Regions from separate parts of the Homo sapiens genome. Here all the other regions are linked to region 4. A link is a contact called in ENCODE Hi-C or POLR2A ChIA-PET data. All regions are on one chromosome and are shown on one strand. Each heading gives the region's core, a stretch centred on a gene start or an enhancer-like site at or near the end of the contact. The rest is flanking DNA. Distances are from core to core; before and after follow the strand shown. Region 1 holds the start of SMIM30 (small integral membrane protein 30). Region 2 holds the start of DOCK4 (dedicator of cytokinesis 4). Region 3 holds the start of PNPLA8 (patatin like domain 8, phospholipase A2). Region 4 holds the start of LSM8 (LSM8 homolog, U6 small nuclear RNA associated). Region 5 holds the start of WASL-DT (WASL divergent transcript).

Evidence for each region. A loop is a pair of places that touch in the nucleus more often than their neighbours do. ChIA-PET counts read pairs that join two places held with the same protein, here RNA polymerase II (POLR2A). Pooled maps may share reads with other maps.
Region 1: a map of naive thymus-derived CD4-positive, alpha-beta T cell shows a loop between it and region 4 (23-fold over the local background). The contact joins the promoter of SMIM30 here to the promoter of LSM8 in region 4. A Hi-C loop is called at or near these places in 2 of 168 maps with a recorded cell type or tissue (CD4-positive, alpha-beta memory T cell and naive thymus-derived CD4-positive, alpha-beta T cell) and 12 of 50 pooled maps. POLR2A ChIA-PET finds 5 or more read pairs at or near these places in 1 of 52 experiments (T-cell).
Region 2: a loop to region 4 is called in a map of CD8-positive, alpha-beta T cell, with 16 times the contacts of the local background. The contact joins the promoter of DOCK4 here to the promoter of LSM8 in region 4. A Hi-C loop is called at or near these places in 3 of 168 maps with a recorded cell type or tissue (B cell, CD4-positive, alpha-beta memory T cell and CD8-positive, alpha-beta T cell), 1 of 37 single-sample maps with no recorded cell type and 12 of 50 pooled maps.
Region 3: a loop to region 4 is called in a pooled map, with 6 times the contacts of the local background. The contact joins the promoter of PNPLA8 here to the promoter of LSM8 in region 4. A Hi-C loop is called at or near these places in 5 of 50 pooled maps.
Region 5: a loop to region 4 is called in a map of CD8-positive, alpha-beta T cell, with 22 times the contacts of the local background. The contact joins the promoter of WASL-DT here to the promoter of LSM8 in region 4. A Hi-C loop is called at or near these places in 5 of 168 maps with a recorded cell type or tissue (B cell, CD4-positive, alpha-beta memory T cell, CD8-positive, alpha-beta T cell and 1 more), 1 of 37 single-sample maps with no recorded cell type and 9 of 50 pooled maps.

Annotation. Positions count from the first base shown.
Region 1 is chr7:113,117,254-113,119,953 of GRCh38, forward strand. It overlaps SMIM30 (small integral membrane protein 30), which reads right to left and starts at 1,301. Exons shown (of 3, transcript NM_001352688.2): 1 at 1,275-1,301; 2 at 815-908; 3 at 1-354. The coding sequence starts at 325. The coding sequence ends at 146. All of the region lies in intron 2 of LOC107986837, which reads left to right. RefSeq lists enhancers at 1,072-1,666, 1,561-1,700.
Region 2 is chr7:112,205,015-112,207,714 of GRCh38, forward strand. It overlaps DOCK4 (dedicator of cytokinesis 4), which reads right to left and starts at 1,385. Exons shown (of 53, transcript NM_001363540.2): 1 at 1,088-1,385. The coding sequence starts at 1,124. It overlaps ZNF277 (zinc finger protein 277), which reads left to right and starts at 1,681. Exons shown (of 12, transcript NM_021994.3): 1 at 1,681-1,793. The coding sequence starts at 1,703. RefSeq lists a silencer at 1,257-1,606 and an enhancer at 1,777-1,896.
Region 3 is chr7:108,524,841-108,527,540 of GRCh38, forward strand. PNPLA8 (patatin like domain 8, phospholipase A2) reads right to left here and starts at 1,295. Exons shown (of 11, transcript NM_001256007.3): 1 at 1,189-1,295. LOC124901722 (a long non-coding RNA gene) reads left to right here and starts at 1,635. Exons shown (of 2, transcript XR_007060473.1): 1 at 1,635-2,700. RefSeq lists enhancers at 432-1,392, 1,164-1,283, 1,574-1,913.
Region 4 is chr7:118,182,830-118,185,628 of GRCh38, forward strand. It overlaps LSM8 (LSM8 homolog, U6 small nuclear RNA associated), which reads left to right and starts at 1,335. Exons shown (of 4, transcript NM_016200.5): 1 at 1,335-1,425. The coding sequence starts at 1,395. LOC105375470 (a long non-coding RNA gene) reads right to left here and starts at 1,139. Exons shown (of 4, transcript XR_927904.3): 1 at 1,086-1,139.
Region 5 is chr7:123,747,806-123,750,505 of GRCh38, forward strand. It overlaps WASL-DT (WASL divergent transcript), which reads left to right and starts at 1,390. Exons shown (of 1, transcript NR_170281.1): 1 at 1,390-2,700. WASL (WASP like actin nucleation promoting factor) reads right to left here and starts at 1,198. Exons shown (of 11, transcript NM_003941.4): 1 at 813-1,198. The coding sequence starts at 929. RefSeq lists enhancers at 119-168, 928-1,582 and silencers at 611-700, 1,161-1,480.

The DNA of each region.
Region 1 (2,700 bases), core at 51-2,550, 5.1 Mb before region 4:
TTGTTGCCATTTCATGGAAACAATGAAAAATGTGAAACTCCCTTATTTACTGATTCTTGGAACCTTTCACACACCAAATCTCAGGTTTAGCCTCTAAAGCGCAAAGGTTTTCAGGGTGAGGTTTGACTCAGTAGGCCTTTCAAAGTCACATCTGTCCATTTCTTTTTCGTGCATATACCCCCAAGCAGGCACAAATGCCTGTAATGCTGAGAACCACACCTAACAAAAGGGCGATTGCATCACCGGCTTCTACTGCTTCCACAACAGGCAGCACCAAAAGCAGTGACATGAGGACTAAGGACAACTGTGTTGAAACTGAGGTCATGATGTTGGAATCTTGAGGGCTGAAGGTTCCTAGAAATTAAACATGGAAACAAAAAGGAACCATTAAAAATTCCTCCCTTTTCAAATGACAAAATGAACACATGACAAATAACAGGCCAGCCAATCTTTTGGATACTTTATGAATCATTTCCAATCCATCTCCTCATCTTATAGGTGGAAAAACAGAGGGACGTTAAAGACAGTAATTTGAGGTTCATCTCCCTATCTCGTGATAACACTCTAAACCCAGGAATTTTCCACGATAATGCCAACACCTCGTGCATCAACCAAACAAAAATTGAACAGGAGTTCATAATTAAGAACAAACAGAAAAAAAGCACGAGCCACTAACTTGGAAACTTAAAATATCCTAGTGGGTAAAAATTGTACATTTTCTTAGGGTCTCTCCCATCCAAGAAATGCAGACAAATTTGGCAAAAGTCACACAACATATAACTCTGCGAAGTTGTGGGGAATTAATAAGACTTACCAAAGAAATGGTATATATAGAATTCTATCTGACTTGAAATTTTCCCTTCCTGGAGCTCCGGATGCTGAGATTAAGAGGTTCCACGTGACACGACCTATTATTAGCATGGGGGGTGGGGAGGGGGCGGAGAGAAGGATTTAAAAATTAATTATTATTACTATTATTATTTTAAAGAGGCAGCTAGAGTCAGTGCAGAGCGTGGAGGCCATATGGACGGTAGGGGGATAGGTAATGAGTTGAGAAAAGTCTGTCCAACAGGGAACTAGACTTAAAAGTTGGTCAGTTCACCCACACAAGAAAAGGTAAAAAGAAACAGAACAGAGATAATTTCATTTCAGGACTTGATATTAAGATTTGAAAAAGAATTCGTACTTTGGCCCGGCAAGGTCCAAATTTGCTCCTGTTTTACAAATACACTGGTGCAACCTAAGTATCCTTTGGAGACGAGTTCGTACATTACCTTCTAGGAAGCAGCCATTACAGGAATGGCGAGGAGGGCGGAGTCTCCAAACTACATTTCCCACAATCCCTGCCGCCGCCGACTCCTATGATGCCCCGGCGCGTTCCCCCTATAAGTAGCAGAGGGCGTGACGGTCACGCTCTAGCGGAGGCGAAGAGTCGCGAACGCGCGGGACTTCCTTTCCCTGCCCAACGTTTTACTATTAAATAGATGGTTTCGTGTGTTTATATAAAAGCTCACTTCAAAATAAAAGAAATGATAGCAAGTGTTTTCTACCCTGTTGAGTCTGTAAGGCGCACATGTAATTTTGTCTTTTTCTTCGACTGAAATGACACAGCGGGGAGAGAGAACCCAAGTACAGCCCTCTGTTCCGGGTGCTTTTAAACCAGTGGCTTCCAACGTTTCTGAAGCAGGAAATCTCTGTCACCATCTTCCTAATGAAACATATGCCATTTATTAATTTTTTAGTCAATGGGGAAAAAGCGCGGTTAATAAGACATATCGTAAAAGGTTAAAAAACATTTGTAGTGCAAAATAAAGTTTAGGAAAAATGGGTTTAGCCCTGTTGCAGAAGATCTCTCAGGATTCAGGTCCTAAAGTGACAATCTATTCAGGAGTGCACTGCGGTGATTCCTTCCCACCTATGTTTTTGTGAAACCTCAGCCCCAAATGTCCCTACATATTTGTGAAAAGATGTAAAAATACTGCTTTTAAATCATAAAACAAGAATTAGTTATTTGTATATGTAAGTCGTAACCTTTCTGAAAGGCGCTCTTTCAATTGTCTGCTAATTGTGAACTCCTTACTGAACCTTTCTAGTCATCTGATCTTCTGAACTCTTTCATATTTACTGATTTGAAAATTTATTTGCTATCCTTACATTATAAATTATTAATGATGAGGGTTGGGTGTGAAGCCACCTGCCTGGTCTGAAAGTCCCCTGGTTCAGTCTGTTAGATAATGCAGGTACGTTCAGTTCAATGCCAATAATTAGCATGTATTCTTGTGTTGTCGGTTACCCTTTTTCTTACACGTTCCTAGTCTCTCTAGCAAAGATTTATATTCTTGGCTCCTAACCGGCACCCAGCAGGTGCTCAGTAATGTTGCCTAATAATAATAATGATTTGACTAGATAAATATGCCAACAAGATCTTATGAGAGACCGAGAGGTGCCAAATAAACCAAACCAAGGTGACTAGAAAATTGGAAATCTGAGAATAACTGCACAATAACGTCAGCATTGTTTCTCTAACCTTGATTATTTTAACAAGGTTTTGTTCATTTCATCCTTTGTTTTGAGCTACTTTCGTGCCTTTGTAATCAATTATATTTGGAATAGGAGTTATATTTTTATAGCTTCCAAAATATTCTCTCATATCCTACTGTGAACATTTTGTTTTTCCCTACATGTTTATTTTTCCTTATG
Region 2 (2,700 bases), core at 135-2,634, 6.0 Mb before region 4:
CGGCTGCAGCCTTGTCGGAGAGCCTGGCTTCTTAATAGTCTCAACCCTAAAAGGAGTAACTGTCAAGGGGCGACCCAGCTGAAATCAAACAACAAAAACGGGAACTGTAACCCGCCTGAAATGGGAGGAGGAAAAGGAAGGGAGACTCCTGTATTCATCAGTCAACATTAATGTCCTTTGTTGTTCACCTTTACACAGAACAGCGAGAGCTATCCTGTTCCTTTTTCTCCGAACGCCAGTGTCAGGGTATGCTTTCCTAAAAGCTATCTCCCTGCCCCCAAGAACCAGGCTTTCCGATCCCCCTCCCCATTTATCACTCAGCAGCCCTGTACCGCCACACCGCCCCCACTGCGCTCACCCGGGGTCGAGAGGGTGGCCAGAAGTAAAAACACTGCTGAAATACCCGTTCTTCTCCAAAGACCAAAGAACCGAGCGGCGCAGATGTTGAAATTTACCAATGCCCCCGCCCCGCAACATACACACCCCATAAATCCGGGATCGCAGAGAGGGAGGAGGGTCAGAGAGGGCTCAGCTTGTCAGAGCGGCTCTCTCCAGGACCCTGCCACATTCCACACTCCGGGAATGTCGATCCGAGCCAGAGGGAAGGGTTTGCGCCTCCCTACTGTTTTGGGGGTGTTCTCTCTGCCCGAGTGTTGTTGTCTCCCTCTCCACCCAGAGGAACCGTTGCAGCTCCCTGTCGCTTTGGGGAAGAAGGGTAAGGAAGGAGAGAAACCCCATTCGCCTCCTCTTCCAACTTGACACACACACACACACACACACACACGCCCAGTCGCCACTCCAAACTCCGCAGGCAGAGCCCGAAGCTAGCGGGCCGGCCGCGCGCTCCCCCAAGCTGTCCCGGCGCTTCGGGAACCAGTGCGGGGCGCGCCGAGCAGGCGGTGCGGGGCGAGAGCCTGGTGCGCAGCCCTCTGCCTGGAGCTGGCTCGGCAAAGCCCCGTACCAGCTGCGCGATGCCAGGATTAGGCATTTTCAACCGGGCGGAGCGAGAGGGGCGCGGGGGCAAGGACGAGAAATGCGCACTCGCTCGGGCCAGAGCAGAATAAAAGTTCGCCCCGCGGAGACTCACCCACGCCGTATTTCTCGTGCTCCGTAGGTATCCACATGGCTAAAGGGGCTCCGGGGTCTTCAGGCTTTGTAATCCCCGCGCCCCTTCTCCGGCTCACAACAATGCACAGTCCCCGAGCAGCGCTGCAGTGCCGGAGCCCAGCGGCTTCGCGCGGGCTGCGGGCGCTGGGCAGGATCTGCGCTGGAGGCTCCCGAGCCCAGCGTTGACACTGCGCCGCCCGCAGCTCTCCCGGCGGCGGCTGCTCACAGTCCTCCGACGCGCTCCCGGGTACCCGGCGGCGCAGTCATTGTTCTGATTCACTGAACTAAGCGAACACGCCGGGGCACTCTCCGGCGCACCCCCGCCCGCCAGCGCCTAGTCCAGCCCTCCCGTCCCAGGGCCCCGCAGCACGCTGGGAATTGTAGTTCTTGGCCTCCCCATCCCGGAAGTGGGCGCGGCAAATGTGGTTCGGGGCGGGGATTCAGTTTTACTGATTGCGTCCTATTGGTCCAGAGCGCGGCGTAGGTGTGGAGAAAACATTACGTCGACGGGGAGTTCGCCTCCAGTAGCGTTTCTACTGGTGCCACCCCGCCTCCGACCCGCCCTGCGGCCCTCCCTTTTCTTTTCTGCCGGGTAATGGCTGCTTCCAAGACCCAGGGGGCTGTCGCCCGAATGCAGGAAGACCGTGATGGGAGCTGCAGCACAGTCGGGGGTGTAGGTTATGGGGGTGAGTACGGTGCCCCGGAGGCGCGGCTGATGTGTCTTCCTTTCTCTATGACCGGGTGTGCAACGGACCTCTGGTCTGACCCTAGGAGCCCTTCAGCTCTGGGGCCACCTGGGTTCGACTGGGCCCCACGGGTGGTGGCCCAGCGGGATGGGTTGGAGCCGGTGGCGGCTACTTGGTTGGGGCTGCCCGGGGATGGCGGAGAAAATGCCATGGGATGGCGGAGAAAATGCCATGGAATGGCCTTCCCCTCCGCCGGGGAAGCTCCCTGAGCGTTTGTCTTCTGGTTTGGAGCTCCCAGCTTTGAGCTAGCTGCTGAGTGGGTTTGGTTCAGATCTGGTTCGCGCGCGTGTGTTTATAATTTTGGGATTAGCAGCTCTTTCTCCTCACCAGTACACTGCCTTGGTTTGCTTGGTTTGACCTCGCAGGTGTGTTTTATTTAGCTTCCGGAGTATTTCCAGTCGCAGACTGGTGGTCACTGCTCTCCACTCTACAGATTTGCCCAGTTTGTGGCTGAGGTGACCTCTGAAGGGAAAGTGTGTGTATCTCACAACCTCCCTGTAGATGGTTAACTGCTCTGGGTGTTCTTCAGATTTGTATGTGGAGCCTGAGAGATCTTCCCAGTCTCTGGGTCCTTAGAGAAAGAAAAGGAAAGTGATAGATAATTTGCACTCGTGGCTTCAAAGAACATTTGAAAAGAGTTTTGAAAACCATCACAACTTTGGCTGTACCTGACTTTCAGGTTGTCCTCTGATCCACTGTAGGAATAAAAAACCAAATTTTGAAAGCTGCAGGTGGATTGTGTTTAGGACTCTTTTACCTTTAGTCTATCCCTCCCCCATTCCCCCCACCCCATTTTTGTCTTGATGTGTAATTTAGCACAAGTTGTCTTTTTCTGATGAACATGGTT
Region 3 (2,700 bases), core at 45-2,544, 9.7 Mb before region 4:
GGCTCAGCATTCTAACTCTGACCTTTTTACAAATATATATTCCATGAGTGAAGCAATATGCAGCTTCAGCACAACCCCTCTAACTGGGGTAAAAAAAAACAACTCAAAGTACAGGCTGTTCTTGTAACAACTTTGCATGTGAAACAAGTGAATAGCTAAACTAGTGAAACTGGCCCTTTCATTCAACATCACTCATTAAAAGGGCGTTTACAAGATTTTAATTTAGTCCTGATATAGAAATAAAAAAAGAGATCAACATTAAGAAAAAGTTGATTATAATTACGAAATAAAAACATGTTCTTATATTGAAAGGACAACTAATTTGCATAAGCAATTTAACAAAATAGCTAAAATGGGCTTGATACAACTGCCTCACAAGGCATAAGCTCTTAATGTTTCACTGTTTAACAGCATTTTCTTAATACACTGAAACATTTGTCATTTTTGAACTCTCAGAAATTAGGACTGCAGAACCAGGATACAACTGTTTTGGAATTGAAAACAGTATTTTAAGCAGGATTATATGATAGTCCCTTATGTCACAACTCTCCTGAGTTTTTCCTATGAGTCACCATTTTAAAGTTATCATTGTATTAGGCGTGGAAAGCAGGTTCCTTCCAGCACAATGATAGAAATGACACAGGGATAGGAAGCACTGCAACACAGTGATTCATACACCTTATCCACTTAAGCAACAGCGGTCAAGGATAGAATCAAATGTGGATGGGGTCAGAAAGAGATTACTGACAAAAAATATCAGGCAGTAGAATCACCAGGTGCACACTGACAGTCGAGAATGATGTAGACTAGGGAAACCCTCCTGAGAGTGACCAGTTAACTACTGGAGAACACTACAGTCCAGGGGAAGGCAGACAGACTCTGGAAAATTGAGGAGGGAGTCGTGGGGATGGGACAGGGGGAGCAGGGCGGGACCTGCGAAACCAAATACGGTTTGCGCTTCTGGGGCAGCAAAGCCCACGGGGGCGGAGGGCGCCGAGTACCAATGAGCTCCAGGACCTGCGGGCTCCTTCCAGCGCCAGCTCCTCCCCAAAGCCTGGCGTGTCCCCACCCTCTCGCTCGGGAAGTGCCCTCCAAAGAAAGAAAGGACGACCCGGAGCGCCGGACAAGGGTCCAGAACGATCAACCAGCCTCCTATCGTCCCGCCCCTGTCCCCTCGCGGCTACTTACCGGGATGCAGGCCGCAGTCACTAGGGCTGCAGCGGCGACTCGCTCGTTCCCGGCAATGACGTCCACTCCAACCGGCCTGCATCAGCTGAGCTTCCAACACAAACACTGGCGCAGCAGCTAGGTCGCCACCCACTCAGCCCCGCCCCGCTCCGCCCCCAGCGGAAGTGACGCGCTAGAAGTTTGGGTCTACCCGCGGGCCGGGGTGAGGATTTTCCGCCTCGCTCAGGCCTCTGCCTCCTTGTCAATCTCCGTTCCTCCCCCGCCCCGAGATATGCGCAATAGAGCATGACGGAGCGCAAGGCGGGAAGCCGCGACAGACGTGTGTGCGTGCGTGCGTGCGTGCGTGATGCGCGAGGCGTGGCTTGCTGGTGGGGCGTGCTGTGCCTTGGTTGGTTGCCGGGTGTGAGAGCGGTGGGACTTCGTTTTGCCTTCCTGGGCGGGACCTCGGAGCAGTGTCCTGGTTTGCTTGTTTGCGGGCCGCTATTCCCTTTCAGCAGAGATAAGCCTCCCTCTCCGCGTCCCTGAAGCCCCTGCCTGCGCTGAGTTCCTTGGAGCTGGGGGCTGCGATACCAGTCTCTTGGAGGGTGGTGCCCGGCGCGGCCGCGCCCCTTTCTCTATATCCATTCCTGGGCATGGCCACCCAGACTAAATGTCACTCAAAAGCGAGTTGACATATATTACTGTATTGGAAGTTAGCATAAACCGCCCCACAAATGGTCCCACACGTAACACATCTTTTTAAAATTGTGGCATTTCATACGTACCACAGGGGCAAACTACAGCCCTCAGGGCAAATCCAGCCCACCGCAGGTTCTGCTGTACTAGGAGCTAAAAATGGGTTTCACATTTTTCAAAGGTTAAAAAAAAAGTTTTGCGACAGATGACAATTATATGACATTCATATTTGTGTCTGCTTTTTAAAGTTTCATTAGAACATAGCTTTGCATTCCTATACATGCTGTTAATTAAAGCTTTTATACTACAATAGCGAATTTGGGTAGTTGCAATAGCCCCTTACCCTCTTGAAGTGACCTTGCAATTACGTTGAGGTCGGGAAAACAGATCAGTTTCAACTAGTTATCAACCTCAAAATGTTATCAAGACTTATACTGTACTCTCAAGGCTTACCCACTACCCATGGGTATGTATGCTTTAGCCCCCTGTAAGGTTATTGTAAAGTCCTTAAGGAAGGGGATTCTTTGACCTGTCAAATGTAGTGGATGTTACCCTGATAGTTGTGTTGTTTTGATTTTTTTAAATCAAGGAGGGAAAGCCAGCTTGCTATGTTCTTGGGACACAGTGTCTGGATTATGTACATCATAATGCCTGGTAAACCCCAGCAGTGGATAAGCCAGACATGTTATTTAGCTACAGGAGAGTTAAAAGATGTATGCACCAATTAAGCCTTACAGGCGTGTGGAAGGAGCTTTAGTTTTTGAGACAGATTCCTCCTTGTTGCTAAAGAAAAATTATTCTGACACTTGTTAAAATGTCAAGGAAGACATTTAGAAC
Region 4 (2,799 bases), core at 85-2,584:
ACACCTAACATTTGCAAATCACACAATTATCTTTGTTCTTTCATTAGCGGAAGACACTTTCATTTGTTACCCTGAGAATATGAGACATTCACAATCTAATTCCTGACTACATTTGATTTCAAACAGATAGGAATAAGTTCCAGAATATAAAATATTAACTATTTGGGAGTATCTTGTGGGTATGCTCTAATTAAGAAATGCTTCCTTTTCCGAGGAAAACTGCTGACATTGCAAGAGTTATTACAAAGCCACAAATCTTAAGAAAATACATGTTTAACTGAAATTATAAAGATATTTTGCAAAAAAGGGAAATCGCTCCTGCTGGTGTTTTGTGTATAAATCTCTTTCTAACTTCAAGCTCTCTCAAGTTAGGGCAACAGTAAATGAAGTGGGAACAGTATCGCATTGGGAAATATCTGAAATGATACCTATGGGACTATCTAACGAAACTGAGGCCCAGAAGAATTGAAGTGACCTGTGCAATGACACCAATTTGTTAGCAGAGCCAAGATTAGAACCAAGTTTGGTGCCTTCCTGCATCCTTCCTGCATCGGTCCTTTCTCGGTGCTGCAGCAGCCTTTTACTTACTAATTTCACCCTGAAGAAAGGTAGACCATCCTGGCGTGGCAGAAGCGTGGACATTCGTTTTCTAAGGGATGGTCACACACCTTTGCCTATTTGCATTTAGTTTCTTTAAAAAGTAAAAACACCTCCATTTTGGAACACTTTTAGAGACAAAAGCAGAACATACGAAAGTGTATTTCACTGCTGAGTTCTTAAGAGGCGTACACCGTGTGGTTATAACGTGCGCAACTCTGTCCCGGGCAACTGAACTTATTTTTAGCGTTATTTTCGGCTTCTGCTGCAGAAAACTAGGGATTCAACTACCCGCACCTACGTTTCACACAACAGCACTCGTCTCTCTCCTTCACTCCTAATAAAAACACCTTACTTCGTTTATTCCTGCCTGCTCTACCTCGTCTCAACATTTTCTCTTGTTAACTTCCACCACACTGCCTTTTACTCGGATTGGAAACCCACTCTCCCCCAACTTCTGTCTCATACCCCCAACTTCTGTCTCATACCCCCAACTTCAGGAAGCGTCTTCCTTTTTTCCGCCTCTCGTTCGCTTTTGTCTTACGAGGCTTCCGGAACACGGCCCAGAATTACAGAGAAAACACACTGCGCACGCGCACTCTCTCGTCACCGCTGTGCGGCTTCTGTTTGGTTGGCCAGTTCGTCCCAATTTCCGACTCACAGGGCTGCGGAGCAGCAACTCTCACGATATTTGCTGCGACCCGCAGGCGCTATCCGCTGCCGGGTTCTGGCGCGCCCTTTCAGTTCTGCTTGCTGTCGGCACCGCTGCGTTACCCGGAACCGCCGGGCCGAACAGCATGACGTCCGCTTTGGAGAACTACATCAACCGTATCCTCAAGCTGGCCGCCGCGGGCGTGAGCCGGGGTCGCGGAGAGGCCGCGGTCGGGGATCGGTGGGAGGTTGGGAGGCCTGGCCTCGGCGGGATCCTGGGGGCGGGCGAGGAGATGAGGGCCCCGGAACGACCCAGAGTTCGCCGGCGGCGCCTCGAGCCTTCCCGCTGCTGCGGGCCCAGGGGTCCTTTCCATTTTGCCTGCAAAACCCAAATAAAAACCCAGTGTGATTATTCCGAACTTTTCTGTCTTAAAAAAAATGTACGCTCTTGATTCTTACTTACTATTTCCCTATGGCATAAGTGTTAAAGTTTGTGAATAAGATGAACAGTCGTCCTGGCGGCGACAACAGTTTTGCAAATCTTTGTACTTGTTTTATTCACATAATTTGCTCGTTCGAGGATAGCAAAAAGTTTAACGATGGTTCACAGACTGTTTCTGTCCCTTTACCACTTGAAGTCCCAACTTGTTGGTAGAATGAAAAAAAATGGTTGCTGTTGTAATGGATTATAGTGAGGAGCAAGTAACAACCCCATGGGAAGTCTTAAAATAGACTTTACAAGTGTTACCGTTTTAAAGTCTTAGGACAAAAACACTACGTTAAGCTCAGGTACAAACTGGGTGACAAAAATTAAATACCGAATGCTTTTAATGATGCGTTATTGGTACCCTGTGACACTGCTTATATAGTTTCTTTACTTTTGAATTACAGAAGCCTGTCCTGGAAGACAGTTTTTTAACATGCTGGAAAATCGTCCAACATCGATTAATTTAGTACTCATCCACTTTTCATTTTAGAAATAAACAGGCCTAAGAAACGAAATATCCTGCCTGAAATAATAGATTGGTAACCTTCCTAGTAGAAAAGTGTCAAAAATCCAGGATATTTTGAGATAAGATACACCGATCACATACAGAAAGAGGTTTTCTTTTTCTATTTTTTCCCTTTTTTAATCATGTAATTATCACAAAGACAAAAACAGAAGCTTTTTTTAAGTTTTTTTTTTTTTTTCTTTTTTTGAGTCGAGGGTCTCACTCTGTTGCCCAGGCTGGAGTGCAGTGGCTTGATCATGGCTCAATGCAACCTTGAACTCCTGAGCCCAAGCAATCCTCCTGCCTCTGCCTCTGCCTCCTGAGTAGCTGGGACTATAGGTCACCAGGCCAGGGTAATAGAGATGGGGGTATCGCTGTGTTGCCCAAGCTGGTCTCACCTCAAGTGATCCTCCTGCCTTGGCGTCTAAGAAACTTTTAACGTTTTTATGTAGTGAACTTAGTGGCTGTGTTGAATACTTATACCTAGTTGTCATATTTATTCTAAAAATTCAAATCATTCCCTTGCCAGAGTCTGTTTTCAATTTGCATTCCCTAAGAA
Region 5 (2,700 bases), core at 140-2,639, 5.6 Mb after region 4:
CATTCCCCTTCCCACAGCAGAACTGCTCGCTCCCAACCGGCCATCTGGGGTTGGAATTGGCCGCACAGCACCAAACTAAGAATCATTCTCGGCCCCAAAAGCCAAGAGCTACCAGAGATTGAGGTTTCCCTGCGCATGGCTGCGGGGAGAGCAGCACCCCCTCCCACCAATGGGGGGAAAAAAAAAATCAGTGGGAAGGAGAGTAGAAACCAGGCCTAGGCAAGGTTGCTAGAGAAATAAATCTTGTTTCTCTTTAACGAAGAGCAATAACATTTCTTGCACCCTCTCTAATCCGAAGAGAGCCCAGGCTCTTGCACTCGACTTCATTCCCTCCTGGAATCCTAATGGGAGATTAAAAACCACCTTCCTTCCCCGACCTATCCACTCCTCAAACCTGGCATTGTTAAGGAACGTACCCCCAGATCAAGCAGTAAGAGGTGAAGCGAGAGCTAGAACAAGGGCCCAGATTCTAGGACCAAGCGGCTCTTGCAAGAAAATCCCCTTGTGGCCTGAGAATAAAGTTTTAACCAGCAGCAAGGGCGCGGGCCGAGGCCCGGCCAGGCTGGAGGACAGGCCTGCGGAGGTGACACTCCCTTATTCTCCAGCAGCTCGGGAAGGCGGCGCCCGACCGCCACGGCCCGCACCCTGGGAGCAGGGCGAGGGCGCCGACGAGGGGCCGGGGCCGGGGCCGGGGCTGGCGGGAGGCCTGGCCCGCGCCGCTCCCGCCTCCTTCCCCACTCCCACTTCCCGGCCCCCAAGCCCGGGCCCGTGAGGTAATGTCACGGGTGGCGACGCGGGTCTCGTCCACTGACCACACATTTCTTGCCGAGGAAAGTGAAGAGGGACTCGTTCTCCTGCGGGGTGAGCAACAGGGACCCCACGTTGGTGACCCTCCGCGGCGGCGGCGGCTGCTGCTGGACGGAGCTCATGGTTTCGCCGGCGGGGTTGGGAGTCCAGGGCCGTCTCCTCCGGCGAGTGGGCGAGAGCTCGTTCCCCCTCTCGGTGACAGGGGCGGGGAGAAGTGGAGTCAGAGGCGCCACATCTCGCAGCTCCTCCGGAGCGGGGAGGAGGACGAGGTCGAGGGAAGCAGGCGCTGACGGCGAGCCACCTTCGCGCCGCGCTGAGAAAGGGAAGCTCCCGGCACCCGCCCGGCCAGGCTAGGGCCGGATGGTCGTTGTCCTCGCACTCCGGCGACTGCGCTAAACTCCCAACTCCTCCCCCAACCCTCCCGCAGCGGCGGCGGCGGCCGCACAATCCAACATGGCAGCGGGGGCGGGCGAGACCACAGGACGGAGGGCGCGGGGGAGCGCGCCGGAAACGCGCGGCTGCGGCCCGGGAGAAACCCCCCCACTCGGCGGCGGGCCTCGCGGCGCGGGCCCGAAGCCACGCCCCCTTCCGGCCGAGGCGCGGACCGCGCGGAGCTAAGTGGAATCCCGGTTGGCTTGGGGCGCAGGCTTCCAACTTCGTACTCTGGCCTCTGGCGTCTCGGCTCGTCGGTTGGGTACCCGAACCCAGCTACTGCTGCTTGAAGAGAAGATGGATGGGGACTCCTCGCCGTCGCTGCGCCGCCGGCCTTCCCTGGGCGGACGTACACCTTTGCGAAGCGTCAGTGAGGACCCAGGGCCCCTCCTTGGAATAGCTCTTATTTCTCAAGCGCTGCAGCGTGAAGCTCGCTCTGCGGGTCCGAGAGGCCTGCGATCTGAAGACTGAAAACTGGGAAGAGACGCTCTACCCTGTGCTCCTCGCCGGCTTCGATAGGAGCCGCAGGTGCCTGGGATTTTCTCAAACTTTGTCCCAAACTTCAGCTGTGGGAGTGGAGGAACAAACAGGCCTCTCCCAGAATTGTGAAAGAGATCGCCCTGGTGGATGAAACAAAAACAAATGCACTTGACTTCCACCGCCTGCCTGGCGTGTCACGCGGGTTTAATGTATGTGTCACATTTAAATTCAAAGTATTTTCTTCTAAGGGCCTGGACACATTTCTTTTCTCCCTGTATCGTGAATTGGAAAATACCTTAGGATATTAAAAGTTATCTAAGATAACCCCCTTTCTTCTGTAAGTTAAATACTAAACGGCTTAAGACGAAATTTTGGAATATAGAGATGATGATGCAGACTGCAGTGAATTATCAAATATGCATCTCACTGTTCTCCACATTAAACATATTTTTGTTGCGTAAATTCATGTTAAGACGTCTATAACAATTACACTTTGGTAAAATTGTTGGATGTTAACATCTCTGATAGCTCCCAATAGAAATCTCTGATGTACTAACCAGACTGGTAAACCATTATCATGCACTTTGAAAATATAATAAAATATTATAATTAAAGCTGCCATTAATGAAATAGGCTGAGCAACAATAAATTTACAAAGGAAAATAAAAGTGGATAGCCTTGGGAGTTCTCACATAAAATATGGAGATTTCAAAGTTAAACTTGATTAATTATGTTAGGGTAAAAAGTGAATTAAAGCAACAGGACTATTTATAAAATAATTAGATTTAGAAAGCAGTCGTAGAAATATAAGCCTGGAGTTGCCTCTGAATTACATATTTAACAAACCTAGAAGCTAAATCAGTTTGTCTTTTATCAAAACTGCAACTCCTCTAAGTTGAAAGCACAGTGACAAGAGAAAGCATTACAAATTCTTGAGAAATAATAGAAATTAAAGCTCTTTTCAAACCTGTGAACAAGTAT